5 separate regions of the Homo sapiens genome follow, and regions 2, 3, 4 and 5 are each linked to region 1. The links are chromatin contacts, found by Hi-C or POLR2A ChIA-PET in ENCODE. All regions are on one chromosome and are shown on one strand. Each heading gives the region's core, a stretch centred on a gene start or an enhancer-like site at or near the end of the contact. The rest is flanking DNA. Distances are from core to core; before and after follow the strand shown. Region 1 holds the start of YWHAB (tyrosine 3-monooxygenase/tryptophan 5-monooxygenase activation protein beta). Region 2 holds the start of MATN4 (matrilin 4). Region 3 overlaps SERINC3 (serine incorporator 3). Region 4 holds the start of SERINC3 (serine incorporator 3). Region 5 overlaps PKIG (cAMP-dependent protein kinase inhibitor gamma).

Evidence for each region. Hi-C counts contacts between places; a loop is a spot of excess contacts on that map. ChIA-PET counts read pairs that join two places held with the same protein, here RNA polymerase II (POLR2A). Pooled maps may share reads with other maps.
Region 2: a loop to region 1 is called in a map with no recorded cell type, with 2.2 times the contacts of the local background. The contact joins the promoter of MATN4 here to the promoter of YWHAB in region 1. A Hi-C loop is called at or near these places in 1 of 37 single-sample maps with no recorded cell type and 2 of 50 pooled maps. POLR2A ChIA-PET finds 5 or more read pairs at or near these places in 2 of 52 experiments (AG04449 and Caco-2).
Region 3: a pooled map shows a loop between it and region 1 (2.8-fold over the local background). The contact joins the enhancer-like site here to the promoter of YWHAB in region 1. A Hi-C loop is called at or near these places in 1 of 168 maps with a recorded cell type or tissue (heart left ventricle) and 1 of 50 pooled maps. POLR2A ChIA-PET finds 5 or more read pairs at or near these places in 3 of 52 experiments (AG04449, H1 and PC-3).
Region 4: a map of B cell shows a loop between it and region 1 (22-fold over the local background). The contact joins the promoter of SERINC3 here to the promoter of YWHAB in region 1. A Hi-C loop is called at or near these places in 9 of 168 maps with a recorded cell type or tissue (B cell, CD4-positive, alpha-beta T cell, CD4-positive, alpha-beta memory T cell and 4 more), 8 of 37 single-sample maps with no recorded cell type and 22 of 50 pooled maps. POLR2A ChIA-PET finds 5 or more read pairs at or near these places in 5 of 52 experiments (CD4-positive, alpha-beta memory T cell, GM10248, OCI-LY7 and 2 more).
Region 5: a pooled map shows a loop between it and region 1 (5-fold over the local background). The contact joins the enhancer-like site here to the promoter of YWHAB in region 1. A Hi-C loop is called at or near these places in 6 of 50 pooled maps. POLR2A ChIA-PET finds 5 or more read pairs at or near these places in 4 of 52 experiments (Caco-2, Panc1, activated naive CD4-positive, alpha-beta T cell and 1 more).

The regions. Positions count from the first base shown.
Region 1 is chr20:44,884,348-44,886,954 of GRCh38, forward strand. YWHAB (tyrosine 3-monooxygenase/tryptophan 5-monooxygenase activation protein beta) reads left to right here and starts at 1,358. Exons shown (of 6, transcript NM_139323.4): 1 at 1,358-1,539. RefSeq lists silencers at 982-1,041, 1,102-1,651 and an enhancer at 1,088-1,704.
Region 2 is chr20:45,307,001-45,309,607 of GRCh38, forward strand. MATN4 (matrilin 4) reads right to left here and starts at 1,299. Exons shown (of 10, transcript NM_001393530.1): 1 at 1,175-1,299. RBPJL (recombination signal binding protein for immunoglobulin kappa J region like) reads left to right here. Exons shown (of 12, transcript NM_014276.4): 2 at 1,143-1,251; 3 at 2,567-2,607.
Region 3 is chr20:44,495,838-44,498,444 of GRCh38, forward strand. It overlaps SERINC3 (serine incorporator 3), which reads right to left. Exons shown (of 10, transcript NM_006811.4): 10 at 1,604-2,607. Among named protein-coding and RNA genes, the nearest start is that of TTPAL, 21 kb to the left of the region's middle. RefSeq lists an enhancer at 351-1,550. Within about 2 kb of position 1,299, at least 4 of the 41 ENCODE cell types and tissues checked have a DNase peak (open chromatin) inside an H3K27ac peak, as active enhancers do; they include PC-3, where a contact is called at or near this core.
Region 4 is chr20:44,520,783-44,523,389 of GRCh38, forward strand. SERINC3 (serine incorporator 3) reads right to left here and starts at 1,288. Exons shown (of 10, transcript NM_006811.4): 1 at 1,131-1,288. The coding sequence starts at 1,169. RefSeq lists enhancers at 499-1,051, 970-1,279, 1,186-1,480.
Region 5 is chr20:44,609,222-44,611,828 of GRCh38, forward strand. The region is part of intron 2 of PKIG (cAMP-dependent protein kinase inhibitor gamma); the gene reads left to right. Among named protein-coding and RNA genes, the nearest start is that of PKIG, 28 kb to the left of the region's middle. RefSeq lists enhancers at 1-406, 1,164-1,233, 1,284-1,383, 1,414-1,473. Within about 2 kb of position 1,315, at least 32 of the 41 ENCODE cell types and tissues checked have a DNase peak (open chromatin) inside an H3K27ac peak, as active enhancers do; they include Panc1, where a contact is called at or near this core.

The DNA.
Region 1 (2,607 bases), core at 108-2,607:
GCTGTGTCTCCAGCACTAAGCAAAAAGCCTGTTCAACATTTGTTGAAAGAATAAATGAACAGGAGAGAGGGAAGGCGAGAGGCATTTTGAAGGACTGAGTTTAAAAATCAACTACCTTGAAGCCGGTCGAGGTGGTTCATGTCTGTAATCCCAGCACTTTGGGAGGCTGAGGCGGGTGGATCACCTGAGGTCAGGAGTTTGAGACCAGCCCGGCCAATATGGCGAAGCCCCGTGTCTACTAAAAATACAAAAACTAGCCGAGAGTGGTGGCATGCACCTGTTATCCCAGCTACTCAGGAGGCTGAGGCAGGAGAATTGCTTGAACCTGGGAGGCAGAGATTGCAGTGAGCCAAGATTGTGACACTGCCTGGGCGACAGAAAGAGACTCTGTCTCAAAAACAGAAAACAAAACAAAACAAAACAAAACAAAATCAACTACCTTCAGAGGAGTAGAATGTTGGTAATTGTGAGAGCAGTCATGGAGGGGAGGGGAGCCATGGAGGCCTGTTTCCTTCCCTGAACTTCCTCAACGAGGGGGCATCTTAAAGAAGAAATCATGTACACAGATTTTTGTGGGTTTTTTTTGGAGACAGGGTCTCACTCTGTCTCCCAGGTTGGAGTGCAGTGGCATGACCATAGCTCACTGCAGCCTACAACTCCCGGCCTCAAGCAATCCTCTCACCTCAGCTTCCCAAAGTGCTGAGATTACAGGCGCGAACCACTGCGCTCGACCCTACACAGGTTTTTTAAAAAGACGTTTGTGCATTGGATTCCTGGCACTTCACGTGGCCTCTTCAGTCTACCAAAGAAGGAAAAGGTAAGTACCCTGAAGGATTGAAAGGATTAAATGAACATTGAGGGATGAGCAATTTCTGTTCTTCCCTGGCTCCAGCATTACCAAAGCACACAGTAAGAGGACTGACATCGGCCTCCGACCCAGTGAGGATTACTTTCGGGGTGGAGGGGGAACTGCTAAACCTCGAATCTCCGGGACTGGCCCTGGCGCGTTTCCAGTCCCAGCAGAAAGGGCAATCCCCATCCAGACCACACTCCTAGTCCTCCTTATTCCCACACAGCCCGTATCTTGACCACCCCCAGCTCCGCCCTCTCTCCTCCCACCTCCTTTTCCCGCTCCCCCGCCCCATTTCCTTCTTCTCCGCCCACCTCCTCCTGGGTCCCTCCCCCGGCCATCCGCCCTGCCCCGGCCCCTGCAACCCTGCCTTTCGCTCTTCTTCCTCCTCCCTTCCGTCTGCGCCCCTCCCGTGGGGCCGTGGCAACCCCGTGCCTCGCTTGCCCAATGAGAACACGGTTTGGGGCGGGGCGCGGCCAGGACCGGAGCGGAAGTGGCGATCGGAGCGGAAGTGGAGCTACCGCCACCGCCGCCGCCGATTCCGGAGCCGGGGTAGTCGCCGCCGCCGCCGCCGCTGCAGCCACTGCAGGCACCGCTGCCGCCGCCTGAGTAGTGGGCTTAGGAAGGAAGAGGTCATCTCGCTCGGAGCTTCGCTCGGAAGGGTCTTTGTTCCCTGCAGCCCTCCCACGGTGAGTGCGGCGCGGGGTCCGACCGGGGCCCCCGGGGGCCCAAACTCGAAGCCCCTCTCTGGCTGCTGCGACGACGGCGGCCCAGTGGGTGGGCCCCGTGGGGTAGCGGCGCGCTGCCTCTTTCGCTCCGCGCGGCCGCCGGCGGCGAGGCCAGACCTCGCAGCGGCCCCTCCCTGTTTCCGGGGCCGGGCCCTTTACCTCTTGGAGAGGCTCGGGCCGCCTGAGGTCCTGCCGGCCGGGCGGGGTGCAACTCCGTACTGTGCCGTAAGGGACAGCGGAGCCGGGGATCCCGGACCCTCCCTCACTATCTGCTTCGGGCCCCACGCGACCCCTCCCTGCGTCTTGGTCGGCAAGAACGTCCCCTTCAGCCCTGTCACCTCTGCTCCGTGCTTTCTGGTTTCCAGAAATTAAAATTTAATCAAACGCGGATGAGTTTTCTAGCCCCAGTCCCCGTGTTTGGCTCCTCCTGGATGAGTAAGGGGTTTAACCTTGGGAGACAGCAGTGGGGGAACCCCCTCCCATTTTGCAGTAAAACCATTTCATCATCCTTCACTGGTTATGGAGCCTGGCAGGACCCAAGATTCCCTAGGAAGGGAATTGGGTTTGAATCAAGAAAATCTGTTTGTTGGAGCCGGTTACTGAGTCAGGCCGGATCCCCAGGAAAAAATATCAGGGGGTGAGAATCGGAGTATTTTCTCACAGTATTTACCGTCATTTAATGCCAGATTCTTTTGTGTCTTTACCCCAAATTCCCCCATATTGTGTGTTAGCACGTTTTTCGGTCTGAAATTTGCCCGGTGGCTTCCTGGTCGGGGGGTGGGGAGCGGAGGGAAGAAGAGGTGGGAAGGTGAGTGCATCTTTGCCGCAAATGGAGAACTCCCATATAATGGGGTTTTCAGAGGTGGCAGCCTTGGTAAGCAATTTGCCAACCTTTCTGTAAAATACATGTTTCTTGTCGTTGCCTTCATTGCATTTCTCTTTGGTAAGGCTAGATAGCATCAGGTCCTGATTTTGCTTGCCCTGTGTGGGAGATGGAATTTGGCAAGATGATGCTATGAACATAAAATC
Region 2 (2,607 bases), core at 49-2,548, 420 kb after region 1:
ACCCCCCCACCCCCTCCCCACTATACAAATAGGAAAACTAAGCCCCAAGGAGGCAGCCCGCCGAACTGCAAAAGCAGGATTAGAACCTAGGGCTCCTGGTTCCCCTTCTCTCTCTTGAGGCCCCCTGGCGCCTAGAATTCACTAAACCTCATTTCCTTCCAGCTCCTACCCCACCGCCGCGCCCCATGCTGAAGCTGTGTTAGCCATTTTTCTGTTGCTGTTTCTTGGCAGAGAGGGCCAGCTGCCCCTAACCCAACAGCAGCTCCGCCCCCGCCCCCCAATTCCGTGAATGCGCCTATTCTGAGCGAGGCCAGTGCCTGCTTCTCACTCCAGGCGACCTTCTCATCCCGGATTCTTCTCCCTTTTCCCCTCCCAGGCCTGGTAGAAGAACATAAATCCTCTGGCAGGGCCCGTCGTGGGAGGGTGACCAAGCAAGATGTGGCAGCGCTGGTGGAAGTGGGAGGGCGGGGAACCCTTGTCAAGCTTGGGCCACAGGCAAAGCCAACATCCCTGGACAGCATGAGGGCTAAGGCACAAGGGGCCTCTGCCACCTCCCATACTTTCCTACCCGGAGATGCCTCTGGGCCCCTAAATCTTGGTTAAGGTTCCCCTCATCCCATTCTTGGTCTGAGCCAACTTCTCACCTGGCACCCTGCCTCCACCCCAGGAATCCTAGAAAGTCAAAATAGCAAATGCCTCAAAGTTCATCACCTTTCCAAACCCCTCATTCTACAAAGAAAGGAACTAGGTCCAGAGAGGGTAGTGTCTTGCTGAAGGGTACATGGCGATGTCGTGGCAGGACTGATACTAGAACCTGGGATTCCTCTGAGGAGTTAATCCTTGCATTAAAAAAAGAAAGATTCAGAGATGCCCTGAGGTGAGGTTGAGGGAGTGGAGCAGCAAGGGAGGAGAGGCCTGTAAATAAATTCTCAAAAGTCCCTTAGGGACATTTCAGGGGGTTCCTGGAGGGATGAGAGTAGAAAAGGGATGATCCTATTTTGATGGCTTTGAGGGTGGGGGCTCGATTTGGAAAGGACCCTGCAGAAGTGGGGAAGGGCACTGCAAATCAGATAGGGCACCCTAGGCAGCGTCTCTGCTAAAATACACTCGCCTGACCTGGCTTGATGCCTACTCCCCTGCAGACCCCTCAGTGCCTCCCAATCCTTTGACTCACCTGAGCCTGCAGGACAGATCAGAGATGCAGCTGCAGAGCGAAGCCGACAGGCGGAGCCTCCCGGGCACTTGGACCAGGTAACGGCGGCGTGGCAGCGTGCCCTAGGTGGGGACTGCCAGGCAGCTGGAGCACACAGAGGCAACGGCCGCATTTAACCCAGGGCTGGCGGGTGGGGAGGGGAAGTGCAGGCTGCAACCCCTCCCACTGGCAGGGAGGGATCCCCCCTTCCTCCTGAGGGGGGGCAAACCCAGCACCCCCTGCTCCTACCACGCTTGGAGCTGCAGACAGGGCTAGCTGCGGGCCAGGCTGGAATTCAGCTACAGCGGGAGACTGGGGAGACCGGGGCAGCCACACTCCACAGCCGGAATTCATTGGAAGCTTAGAAGGCACTTCCCTGAGGAGAGCCCCAAGGGGTGGAGCGGTCCTGGCTGTGGCTGCTGCCTGTCTGGCCTGGCTTTCGAGGGTGCGGTCTTGCGCTGTCCCCTCCAGGAGTGAGGAGAGACTCTGGTCCTGCCAAGAGGAATAAGGGCTCAGAAGGACAGCCTCAGTTTTCATGGCTCTCCTTGGGCCTCAACCTGCTAACCCCCCAAATCTCTCCCACCTCCCCTCCTCTACTTGCTCCCTGCAATTGCTCGGGCCTACCCACCCACACCGCTCAAGACCCCCAGGTTAAGAAGCCACCAGACCTCTAGGCTCTAACCTGGCTCACTCTGCAGGACCAATGTCATCTGCCTTGACTCCTGTAATCAAGGGTAGGAAAGCCCACACAGCAACAGGCCACTTCTCATGGGAGAAAGGGAAGAATATGGCTTTGGCCCCAGAAAGGCTCAGATTCCCCCAGGCCATCCCCCATCCTGAGGACAAGGTTTTGGGCCCTTTTCTGTTTGCAGGCAGGAGGCTAGAGAGCGCTCCAGGCCAGGAGCCCAGGAAAGGCTCTCCCTTCCCCTCCCTCCTCACCCCCCACCCTGCCTTCCCCAGGGTGGGGAAGCTTCATCTCTACCAATTCCATCAGCCCTAAAATACTCTTCTCCATCCCAAGGCCAGTATAAGTGCAGCCTTTGTGTCACAGCCACGTGTCCCTATGGCCCTGGGCTCCAATGGGCATGATGCCAGACCCACAGAGTGGAACCTGGGTGGTCCCATGGGTTCCATGCAGGCTTCGTTGAGCACCTTGCAGCCTAAATATTTAGCCTACAATTTGCAGCCAAGTCTCCTCCTTACCTAATGCTTCCTCTTCCTGACCCCACAGGGGCAGGATATAGAGCAGCCCCACCCTCCCACTCACTCTAACCCCCTGCTCACTTCATTTTACTCAACCTGAGTGCTTGGACCCTGTGCCACCTTGACCCTTCTCCCTCCTGTGGCTGGTCGACCTGCCTGCCCTACTCCCAGGTCATCCCCAGAGCACACCACCATTCTGAGGGGAGGCGTGC
Region 3 (2,607 bases), core at 49-2,548, 390 kb before region 1:
GGATAGCTGACCTAGTAAAAGACATGAGTCACTTGCCTTCAGGTGACTACTAACTTGTCTTTGTCAGTGATGGGTAGAGGAGCAAACACTCTGTGCCTGAGAGTAGACAAAAACTAGGTTCCCATGGTAGATCTGGTGAGTTGGTGATGAGTCATTAGTGAGCCAGATGACTCCCCTACATGTCTCTAATAAATCCTGTCTCTTATATTCTTATGGCCCAAGAGACACTGAGGTCTAATTGAAAAAAGAACTCTTAAGCCAAGCCCTGGGTTTCTCTGTTTCACCTCTTACTGAGTAACCATAGGCAAGTCACGAACTTCTCTAAGCCTCAAACTGATACGTAAAAGGAAGGAGGGAGGGAAATAATCACCACCTTACAGGCATGTGGATACTGTCTGTTTAATGCTTGGTACACCTACCCATCTATGTGGTTTCTATTATTCTTCTTCACCTGAGAACATAGGCATGGTGTGGCTTGAGTCATCCAGCAGTAATTAGGACATCACTGAGTTGGGTGCCTAGGTAACAGGACGGACAGACCAACACAACAGGAGTAAAGAGATGAACAGCAGCTTCCATTAATAAGCATAAGCCTACTATCTGTTATCAATCTGCACAGATCAAATGCACAACTCATTATGTGAATACTCACTTTAGCCTGAATGTGTAAAAACAGCCAGGTGCAGTGGCTCCCGCCTGTAATCCCAACACTTTGGGAGGCTGAGGCAGGTGGATCACCTGAGGCCAGGAGTTCGGGACCAGCCTGGCCAACATGGTGAAATCCCATCTCTACTAAAAACACAAAAATTAGCCAGGTGTGGTGGCGCGCACCTATAGTCCCAGCTACTCAGGAGACTGAGGCAGGAGAATTGCTTGAACATGGGAGGTGGAGGTTGCAGTGAGCCAAGATGGCACCACTGCACTCCAGCCTGGGCAACAGAGCAAAACTCTGTCTAAAAAAAGAAAAAAGAACCAGTTACAGATTTCTTTGTTCCTTCTCCATTCCTCACTTGGCTAGCCAAAAAGAAAAAGAACAAAACCTCTATACTGAGAACCAGGTCCATGGCTACTCTTTGGCAGGCAGTTTCTTTGATTACCAAGAGAAAGTTTTACTTCCCAACCAGATAACCCGCAAGACCAACCTAGAAAATAAAGGAGTCCAGCATGGACCTAGAAGCTTTCTCCCGGCTTTAACGAGGTAAAAGTGGCAGCCACTGCTATTGCCTTTGATGAGTTCCTAGAGCATGTCCCTGATCTGAAAGCCAGGGCCCCAACCCGCATTCCCCAAGGCTAGGCAAGCCCTTTCATAGTGATGAAACATAAAGGTACTCATCTGGAATGAAAGGCCACCCTGAGATCTGATGACTCAAAATACTCCCCTGCTTTAAATGATGATCCTGGCCTTATTCAGAATGCTGTCTTACTCATGCTTGTATATAATTCAGCATTCACATGTATAATTCACTTGAGTCTTGATTAGACTACTGGTTTTCCTACTAAGAGGCAGACTTCACTACTTCTTAAGGTAGGACCAAGCAAAGCAGGGACACTGCCTCCCGACTTTTAAAGAGCATTTGTTACTTCAAATTAATATCAGTTATCATCATGAGAAAAAAATAAAAACTTTATTGGACTTTGTTACATTTATTTTACAGTTTAGTATTGTTTGTATTTTGAATTACATTAAGGCGGAGGATGGGGCACTGTAATGTTTTTGAAGTTTAGGACCTTTAAAGCTCTTAAGCTGACTCCGCTACTGTAAAGAAAAGCAGGGTATCTGCTTCACACTGGCAAAATAAGGGGCTACATTTCCCCATCTGACCCTCAAATCCCTTGAAACGCTATACCCTGACATAAACCACTGGTTTAAAAGACAATGATTCCAATAATTTATATCAAGTCCTGCTTCCCTACCCCACACCTCCACCCTAACTGAGCCTGTCCCCTCTGTGTTCCTCTGTCTAATTCTGTAACAAAATCTGAAATCCAGCCTCCATCAGATTCTGGCTAGATATCTCTGACCTTTGAATATTGTCTTATTTTAGCCCATAATGAGATCAGCAGCTACTGTCAGTGCTATGTCAGTGCTAAAAATGGGTTACACTTTGCAAAATAACTTTATTCTTTAACAATCTTGTACACTAGGCACCAACACTGAGGCTCAGCTGCCTGTGGTCATAAATCAAATAGTACGTACTCAACAAATAATAGCTGACAAGTTTGATAGCCAGAAAACGGCAAAGCTGGGATGCAAACCCAAGCAGTCTGACTCCCAAGCCTCTTAACCATTCTTAAGAGACCACCTACCTCCATTCTTCTTCGAACACATGTTTTTCCTGTTTGCCACCTGAATACGTGGAACCACCATCCACCCAGCTGGTTAAACCAGAATCACTCAGAAATCTACCTCTCCTTCATATTATTCATAACTGCCAGTGTTAAAATTCTAATTGCTGGCCAGGCACGGTGGCTCATGCCAGTAATCCTAGAACTTTGGGAGGCCGCGGCAGGTGGATCACGAGGTCAGGAGATCGAGACCATCCTGGCTAACATGGTGAAACCCTGTCTCTACTAAAAATACAAAAAAAATTAGCCAGGCGTGGTGGT
Region 4 (2,607 bases), core at 38-2,537, 360 kb before region 1:
AAATACTTTTATAATAAACCAGTAAACATGTTTCCTTGAGTTTTGTGACCAAATTAATCAAAGCCAAGGAGGGAGGTCACGGGAACTTTGATTTATAGGTGGCCGGTCAGAAGCACAGGTAAAACAACCTGAGGCTTGCCATTGGCACAGAAAGTGGGCACAGTCTTGTGAGACTGAGCCCTCCACTTGTGTGATTTGATGCTATCTCCAAGTAGAGAGCTTCGGAATTGACTTGTAGGGCACCAAGTTGGCATCCCCTGCAGAGCTGACTGTTTGCCTGATGTTTGGGGGAAAATCCCCACACACCACACATCAGGTGTCAAAAGTGTGTTGTGAGTACAGCAGGAGAAACTGAGTGTGCTTTTTCTACACACTTGGTCAATTAAATCAGCTGGAGAATGAGGAATCAAGGAATCACGCTCCTCTGAAGTGGGTAAATGAGGGAACTCAGCATATTCTTTTATAGGCCCTATAATTTTCTCTTTAAAATGTTTACAGTTTACAAGGTGATTAAACCTTCACTTCACTGTCACAATCGTTCTCGAAGAGAGGAATGCTGGGGTGATTATCCTCGGATAAATGACTTACAGCAGTCCCAAAATATTCAGGCCCTGGTTTCCAATTTTGAATAACAATCCACAAGGGCTTCTTTCCCTTGCACCTGAACTGCAGACAAGCCTCCGCTAAAACCCCAGCTTTGCCACACACTCTGTAGTTTTGGCAAATCCCGTGCTAGGGGATAAAAATATTACTTGAGCCACCTAGAACTAAATGATGGCACCTTAAGAGGTGCTTCGGGAGGAACCGGAGCCCCTCGCTGGGAGCTGTCATTCCTTGGTCCCTCTCCAGCTCCAGAGGAACCTAGTCAGGAAGCCTCGCAGGGCGGAGCCATCCGAATTGTAAACAATGGCGGCCTAGCCTCTTCCGTTCCCCGAGGAACCCGGAGGGCGAGCCGCCTAAGCTGGACCTGAGGGTATCGCGGATTTGCGTCTGGGGCCCCGGAGACCCTCTGTAGCCCAGGGCCTGCTGACATCCCGAGAGCCTCTGGAGCCAAGGCCCGTGCAGCTCTGGTCTCGAGGCCTTTCCCCGCAAACCGCAGGTCCGGCGAGGACTCGGGACCCCGAACTCACCCAGCTGGCGAGGGAGAAGACACCCAGCACAGCCCCCATGGTGACGCCAGTGATGGAGGTGGCCGGTCCTGAGGCTGCTTTCTAACACGGTGGTAACTGCCAGCTGAGGTGACTCCCCAGAAACATGACGGTTTCTCAGGCCGGAAACGCAGCCTTCCACAGACGCACGGATGCGTCACGGCGTGGCCCCGCCCACCGTCCGCGACCGGAGCGGCAGAGGGGGGCGCCTGTCATTGGCTGAGGGGGAAGGTGGGGCTAAACCATCCTGGGGTTGCAGGAACTGTGAAGGTGTCATTCCTTACATCATTTGTATTCATTGTGCAAAGATCTGGAAGTTACAGAAGTGTACAGAGAGGCACAGTACGCTCAGAATTTATTCTCTAGTTAATAGGAGATCTGACAACATAAATGCACCGTGCCCCAATGTAATGAATACGATGAAGTAGTATGGGGGAATAGGCTTTCAATAAAGGTGTATTTAGTGCCTCCTATTGTAAGGGGAAAGTAATTTAGCTGGGCAGTAGTCTTGGAAGGCTTCTCTGAAGGATTTATTTTTTAATCTGCGAACTAAAGGATGAGTCCAAATTAACCTAGAAACGATGGAAATCGTATCCTAAAATGTGGGATGCACCCCATTTGGGAAAAATGAATGGCTCTAAGGGTGCATGAAGGACATTAAGCGATATTAAACAGCAGAGTGAGAACGTCCCATTTCAAACCAACAGGCTAGTTGTTTGAGGCCAGTATGGTATTTAACATTTTTCTAGTATTTATCTCCCTTTCTAACAGAGTAAAGCCTTCATTTTCCAGATCTCTCAAACAGGCAACCATGCCTGCAGTTTTAAAATATTGTTTTGTTTTGAGGTGTGTGTTAGCAATAACCTTTTCATTTCTTCCGAGCAATGCTGATTTCCCATTTAAGCAGTGATGTAAATATTCCTTTCAAAATACATGTCAAATTTGAGAGTTCACTTAAAGAAGAAAATGAAAACATTTTTTACTTACACATATAATAGTTTAGGTGGAATGTGGCAAACAATGATGATGTCCGGACAACAAGGTGTCACACTTCAATATCTTCTCCTGTGGTGTGTTAATCTTCCCTGATAGATAAAACTCTCTGGAAGGGGATTCATAATTGAATTCCTTCTGGATTGTCAGCCTTTAGTCTGATAAGGGAAATTCATGAAAAGCCCCTCTCTCCATGTGCTGTTCCCCAAGCAATCATCATACCAGTGTGGCATATTTGGGGATGTTATTTCCTGGATTCCTTGAAAATGTATTCCAAATTCATCTTTTACAGAAATGGAATGAGGCTCAAAGTTTGCCCAAGGCCATGAAAAGGGCTGATGAAAGAAGAAAGAGAACTACTCACATTTAATAATTCCTACCTCTCTTTTCCCAGATCCCTCTCCTCACCACACATACACAAATACCAGCTCAAGTCAAGTTGCTTCAGGACCACTGAACTTTCCAG
Region 5 (2,607 bases), core at 65-2,564, 280 kb before region 1:
TTTCTAGGATTGGTCTTTGAGTGTGGCATTTGCTGTCTCTGTGTCCCGAGGGCCAGTGGCCTGCACTGGGCAGCCTGTAACATCAGATGGCATTGTGAGATCAAAGCCCCAGGAGACATTCCAGCATGAAGCTGGCCTTTCAGATAGAGCCTGTAATTCCATCCCATGGTGTCAGGTCCTAGGACAAGAACACCTGCACAGCACTCCACGGTGCACGGAGGCCCTTCTCAACAGCCCCAAGAAGGAACTGCGGCTCCTCCCCACAGAGGACAGGCGGGCAGCAGGGGAGAAGAGGGATAGACACAAACTCCCTCTCCTTCAGAGGCCCGAGAGTGAAATCCAGCGAGTGTGCATGGAGCGCCTGCTCTTTACCAGGTGCTGGATGAGAATCAGGGAATGCAGCGGCCAGAACCTGTTGGCTCAGCTGCCAGGATTAGGTTTCAGCTGGACATGGGAAAAATCCAGACCAAATTCCTGTTCCCGTGGAGCTGACAGTCTAACTGAGGAAGAGCCGAGGACTCGGAGGCTCCGGGAGCCAGTGTGGCCTGCTCGGGGTTTGTCATTTTCCAGAGCAGCGGGTTTCAGGTGGGGCTGAGGCCCTTCTGAGCCGTGGCTGTAAACCGGCCTCACTCACCTCAGAGGGCAGCTGTGGCCACTGAGTGCGTGATGTGTATGAAAACACAGGCACCTGGGCCATGGTACCTTTCCTTATCGTAGGAATTGTCAGCATCATTTTTATCCTCTGTTATTACTGTTATTATCATAAGCCATTTTCCTGTCCTGAAGCATTGAGCGGTTTCCCCAGAGGCAGAGCGCAGGAGTGAACCTCCGTGACCTGTAGAAGGAGCCACCTCTGGAACTTCCGGGAATTCTTTTAGCCAAGGAGGAGCCAGAGCGTGACTAGGGCAGCGCGCAAGGCTGCTAGGAAGATAGGCAGGGTGCGCCATCTGCTGTAGCCGGGGGGAATTGCCGTGGACAGTGTCCTGGCCCTCCTCTATTTTACACAGGGGAAATGAAGGCCCCAAGAAAGGCAGGGTCTTGCCCAGGGTTAGGTGGCAGAGCTTGGGTTTAAGGTCACGTGTCTCATTCTTTGCTCTTTCTACCATAGGACACCTCCCTGTCTCACCTGTCTGATCTTTGAGGGCCCCTAATTCATTCTTTAGGTGTTTCTTCTGAGCTAGGTGTTGTGGGGGGATGTGGGCCTTGCCCTCCATACTGATCCTCTTCTCTGTCTCTCTCTTTCTCTCTCTCTCTCTCTCTCTCTTCTCTCTCTCTCTCTCACACACACACACACACACACACACACACCTGCAGCACTTACTGGCTCAACCCCACCCTGGGTGCCTTCTGGGCACTTCTGCCAATGTCAGCTACCTTCTAAAAGCATTGCACAATAATTTGGGTTTATAAAACTTCAACCATTGAAAAAATATAGACTTAGAAAACGAAAGTTCCCCTTAATCACAAAGAACCACAGTTGACAGGGTTGATAGATGTTTTTTCAGATTTTTTTTTCATATGTCTGCTATCTTTCCCCACAGGAACTGGGTTTTATTTTAGGTGTTGTTTTGCAACCTCTGTTTTTCAGTTGCCAGTTTATCTCAGACATTGTCCTATGTCAGTACAGGCCCATCTGGCACATTTCTTTATTATTTTTTTTTTACTGACATGTCATTGTATATATTTGTGGGGTGCAACTTGATGTTTTGATACATATATGTTGTATAATAATCAGATCAGGGCAGTTAGCATATCCATCATCTCATGCATTTATTTCTTTGTGATGAGAATATTCAAAAGCTTCTGTAGTTATTTTGTAATATAGAATGCCTTTTTTTTTTTTTTTTTTGAGACGGAGTCTCGCTCTGTCTTGCCCAGGGTGGAGTGCAGTGGCGTGATCTCAGCTCACGGCAGTCTCCGCCTCATGGGTTCAAGAGATTCTCCTGTCTCAGCCTCCAGAGTAACTGAGACTACAGGCGTGTGCTACCACACCCGACTAATTTTGTATTTTTAGTAGAGGCGACGTTTCACGATGTTGGCCAGCCCAGTCTCGAACTTCTGACCTCAGGTGAACTACCCGCCTCGGCCTCCCAAAGTGCTGGGATTATAGGCATGAGCCACCGCACCCGGCCTAGAATGCCTTATTGTTAACCATCACCATACTGTACAATAGAACAGGAACTTACTGCTCCTATCTAATTGTAACTATGTACCCGTTGACCAGCTTTCCATCCTTTCCTCTCCTCTCCCCTCCCCAGTCTCTGGTAACCACTGTTGTATTCTCTCCTTCTATATCAACTTTTTTTTTTTTTTTTGACAGAGTTTTGCTCTGTCACCTAGGCTAGAGTGCAGTGTCATGATCTTGGCTCACTGCAAGCTCCGCCTCCTGGGTTCACGCCATTCTCCTGCCTCAGCCTCCTGAGTAGCTGGGACTACAGGCGCCTGCCACCACGCCTGGCTAATTTTTGTTTGTTTTTTTAGTAGAGAGGGGGTTTCACCATGTTGGCCAGGATGGTCTCGATCTCCTGACCTAGTGATCCACCCGCCTCGGCCTCCCAAAGTACTGGGATTACAGGTGTGAGCCACTGTGCCTAGCCGATAACAAAT